Regions from separate parts of the Homo sapiens genome. Here region 1 is linked to region 2. Evidence: read pairs that join two places in POLR2A ChIA-PET (ENCODE). Cell type or tissue: OCI-LY7. All regions are shown on one strand.

Evidence for each region. Peaks named below come from ENCODE experiments on the same cell type or tissue, not always from the same donor. Only the 100,000 strongest peaks of a DNase experiment are listed, where the experiment ranks them.
Region 1: POLR2A ChIA-PET joins it to region 2 with 5 read pairs; 2 of 35 experiments call an interaction of 5 or more read pairs at or near these places.

What each region holds. Positions count from the first base shown.
Region 1 is chr12:62,625,545-62,628,044 of GRCh38, reverse strand. No RefSeq gene overlaps it. Among named protein-coding and RNA genes, the nearest start is that of MIRLET7I, 23 kb to the right of the region's middle. In OCI-LY7, no CTCF peak of the experiment used is centred here; no DNase peak of the experiment used is centred here.
Region 2 is chr12:62,461,917-62,464,416 of GRCh38, reverse strand. No RefSeq gene overlaps it. Among named protein-coding and RNA genes, the nearest start is that of MON2, 3.7 kb to the left of the region's middle. In OCI-LY7, no CTCF peak of the experiment used is centred here; a DNase peak (open chromatin) is centred at 1,016.

The sequences.
Region 1 (2,500 bases), 160 kb before region 2:
GACCCTCATCTCTACAAAAATTAAAATTAAAATTAAAAATTAAAAAAATAAAAGTAGCTAGGCTCACTCCAAGGGCAAACACTACTAATCATCTCACCACTATCTTTCTCACAAATGATGTTGACCTCCAGGAAATGAGTGACTCAGTGTTCACAATATGCTATTAAGAGCTTCAGACAGGTATGGAAGGGGGAAAATAACACCCAGGCATTGAAAAAGTTTGGAATACATTGAAATGATATTAGCTGTTATCTGTTATTATCTATGGGTAGTGGGATTATTCATGATTTTAATTCCTTCTTTTTACTTATCTATATTTTCTATTCTATGGTGAATGTGAACACTTGCAAATAAACTATTTTAATGGGCTACCAGTGATCTTTAATGAAAACACATTGTATTAGTCCGTTTTTATACTGCTATATAGAACTGCCCAAGACTGGGTAATTTATAAAGGAAAGAGGTTTAATTGACTCACAGTTCAGCATGGCTGGGGAGGCCTCAGGAAACTTAACCATGGCAGAAAGCAAAGGGGAAGCAATGCACCTTCTTCACAAGGCAGCAGGAAGGAGAATGAATGCAGGAGGAATTACCAAACACATAAAACCATCAGCTCTTGTGAGAACTCATCCACTGTCACAAGAACGGCATGGAGGAAACTGCTCCCATGATTCAATTGCCTCCACCTGTTCGCTCCCTTGACACACAGGGATTATGGGGATTACAATTCAAGATGAGATTTTGGGTGGGGACACAGCCAAACCATATCACACATTCTAATTAAAGGGTTCCTAAAGTTAAGTTCTTGATAATGACATTTGATCCACATGTGAAAAGGTAAAACTGAAAGATTAAGACTATCTTATTCAGTAGGCAGGTTTCGCAGAGATAGTGTGGGGTATGTCTCATTTCTATGTATGTAAATATTACCTCCGCCACCTTCCTCCAACCCACGAGGGCAGAAACAAACCTACAATCATCTTAGTAGCCCCTGCTCCTAGCACATTATCTGGTACAAGTAGATGCATGTTTAATAACTATTGTTTAATGAAAGAATGCATATTTGAGAAAATAGAACCCTCAAGCATAGCCCACATAAAAAAGGAGGTTCAGCATTTCCTTGCCATGTAACTAACTTACTTCATGACCTCAGAATTTGGGGGATTTGGGGGATTGTCTAGATGAAAACGAACCCCACGATAGAAAGCCTTTTGTGGGAGGCAGCTTCCGATGCGGCTCCCTGTGATCCTGCCTTCTTGTATTCACTTCTTTGTGTAAATCCCTTTCTTTTGCCTATGGACTGGACCTAGTGACTTCCTTTTTTTTTTTTTTTTTGAGACGCAGTTTCACTCTTTTTGCCCAGGCTGGAATGCAGTGGCGCAATCTCGGCTCACCACAACCTCCACCTCCCGGTTCAAGCGATTCTCCTGCCTCAGCCTCCCAAGTAGCTGGGATTAGAGGCACGTGCCGCCACACCTAGCTAATTTTGTATTTTTAGTAGAGATGGGGTTTCTCCAAGCTGGTCTCAAACTCCCGACCTCAGGCCATCTGCCTGCCTTGGCCTCCCAAAGTGCTGGGATTACAGGTGTGAGCCACCGTGCCCGGCTGTGACTTGCTTCTAAGAAACAGAATATTCAAATAGTGATGGGCAATTACTGCTAAGATTAAAACACAACAGACCTTCACTTCCATCTTGCCAGCACTCTCTCTTGCTCACATTTTCTTTCGTCCTCCTGCTTGCTTGATCTGATTAAAAACCAGCTGCCATGTTGTGAGATGCTCAACAAAGAGGCCCAGGTGACAAGGAATTGACCAGCTGCCCATGATAAACTGAATCTTGCCAGCTACCATGTGAATGAGATGACTACCCCATTGAAAGAGACCCAGCACCAGCCTGCTTGTATTCCTGTCCCTCAGAAAACTGCAAGATAACTAAGTGATAGGTAACTAAGATACCTTTCTTGCTTTTTTTTTTAAGCTATAGTCCTTTTCTAGTGTCAACTGTGCAGTTAGTTACTCAGAAAATTCACTCATCAATTTACTGTGATGTGAGGGAATCACTGGTTTGCAAACTACCTACAGGGTAATGTTTTAGATACTCTACAGCAATGTCCACTCCTGTGGATACTTCATGTAAAGGGACAGCCTCTCACAGGCCCCACTGCCTCTCATTATTGAAGGCAGCTGGCTCCTTCCTTAAACTGTAATCCTTTTTATCCTGCTTCCAGACTCAACCTTTTTATCTCAGGGGTGGAAAAACTTCAACCCTCGCCTTGACAAAATGAGTATAATCAGGCTTAGAAAGTGGAAATGGTTTGCTCACTTTCACACCACTAATCAGAGTCGGAGTTAGGAGATGAAACAGTAAGGTCTCGCCAGGCATGGTGGTGTGTGCCTGTAGTCCTAGCTACATGGGAAGCTGAGGTGGAAGGATCACTTGAGCCCAAGAGTGTATCTTCCTGCTCCTGGCCCAGGACAGATATCTGACCCTAATTCCATG
Region 2 (2,500 bases):
TTTATGTACATATGCCAAGAGAGATTATACTGCCCCAGAAACAATGCATGGCTTTATGCCAAAGCCAAGCAAGTTACCAAAGGTAAAAATAATTTTTTATTCTACAAGTTAACAAATCAGCTAAAGTTAAGAGTTAGCATTTCAAAAAACTGAATAATTTCTCTTTCAATAGCAAAACCAAATATTCAAATACATATTTTTGTTCTCAAGTATCTCAAGAAATACTTTCAAAATTGTAGCATACCTATAAATGTCGGTGTGGGTATAAAACTCCTCCGTGGCTACCAAATCTCTCTTCATTGAAAATTACATTAATAAATGCCTGATAAATTTAACCATTTATTACCATAAGTAATGCTTTCACAGCATTGTTACATGGTAGTTAGGCTTCAGACTCTGAAGTTGGAAAGCTCTAGTTTGAATCTGAGTTCTGCTGGTTACTACCTGGGTGACTCTAGCACATTATTTAACTATCGGGGGAACCCACCCCCAATATTTCAGTGTAGGTTCTTTCTATTTCTATAAGTGTCGGCCGGCTGAGAAATAGAGAAAGAGTACAAAGAGAGGAATTTTACAGCTGGGTCTCTGGGGCTGGAATCATATATCCGTAGGACCATGATGCCCACCTGAGCCTTAGAACCAGCAGGTTTTTATTAAGGGTTTCAAAAGGGGAGGGGGTGTACAAACGGGGAGTAGGTCACAAAGATCACATGCTTCAAAGGGCAAAAAGGAGAACAAAGATCACATGCTTCTGAGGAAACAGGACCAGGGCAAAATCAGAAACTCCTGATAAGGGTCTGTGTTCAGTGGTGTACGTATTGTCTTGGTAAACATCTTAACAGAAAACAGGGTTCGAGAGCAGAGAACCAGTCTGACCTCAAATTTACCAGGGTGGGGTTTTTCCCCACCCTAGTAAGCCTGAGGGTACTGCAGGAGACCAGGGCGTATTTCAGTCCTTATCTCAACCGCATAAGACAGATACTCCCAGAGCAGCTGTTTATAGACCTCCCCCAGTGAATGCAATTCTTTTCCTAGAGTATTAATATTAATATTCCTTGCTAGGAAAATAATTTAGCAATATCTTCCCTACTTGCACGTTCGTTTATAGGCTCCCTGCAAGAAGAAAAATATGGCTCTTTTTGCCCGACCCCACAGGCAGTCAGACCTTATGGTTGTCTTCTGTTGTTCCCTAAAATCGCTGTTATTCTGTTCTTTTTCAAGGTGCACTGATTTCATATTGTTCAAATGCACATGTTTTACAATCAATTTGTACAGTTAACACAATTATCATAGTGGCCTGAGGTGACATACATCCTCAGCTTACGAAGATAACAGGATTAAGAGATTAAAGTAAGACAGGTGTAAGAAATTATGAAAGTATTATTTGGGAACTGGTAAATGTCCATAAAATCTTCACAATTATGGTCCTCTGCCATGGCTCCAGCTGGTCCCTCCATTCAGGGTCCCTGACTTCCCGCAACATTTAGCCTTTCTAATCTTCACCAATCTTTACTACTTAACCTCTCCATAGCTTTAAAAGAAGAAAACAAAAGTGCCTTCTTCATGGGATAGTTGTGAGGTTAAATGAAATATTGTAGGTAAAGCATGCCTGGCACACATTAGCTTTGAGTAAACGTTTTAAATAGGTGGTAGAAAAGAGAACTCTTAAATTTGTAGTCATCACTAATGCCATCTTGTATTAACTTCTAACAGAATTATCAGTGAGTTTTGTCCTAGTGTTTAACCTTCTAGTTGAAAATTAGGAAATCCATGTCTTTTTCTGAGCCCTTGTTATGAATCTTTTAGAAAATATATCTATTTAACAATGAGTATATATTTACATGTAATAAGAAAATTTGTCTAATGTCATTCTGAAATATCTTAGTTTAATGATGAAATACAAATATTATTCAATCTACCTTTCTAGTTGTTCAGTCCCTCTGATTTTATCACATTTACTTATTCTCCTCTTAGACTTTTCTTTCACCTACTCCTCAATTATTAGTGTTTCCCAGAATTCTATTCTCTGCTGTCTTCCCCACCCTCACTTGCTTGTCTTCTTTATTCTCTTTGATCCTTTGCACACCAATGGCTTCAATTACTGCCAATCTATTGATATCACCCTGTATAACCTCCGTGTTGATACATATCAATAGAAGGTGCAGATTAGCAGAAATACCACCACACAGACACCACTTGGGTTTACTTTATCTAAAGGATACATAAAGGAATTAGTTGCAATATCAGCCAAGAGATGAAAGTGCAAGTTTCTAAGCCTTCCAAATACTCAGACCTTCTGGAATGCATAACATCAGACCTTCTGGAAACTTAACTTTCTCTTCCAGTCCTAGCCTTATATACATAAAGCTGGACTAGTCCTATACATAGCCCCTTCCCTAGAGACCACTTCACCTAGACATGGTAGATGATCAATCACAGAGTAATACAATACACAATATGATAGCTAGGATACAGTTTAGAGGATATTCAGATATGAACA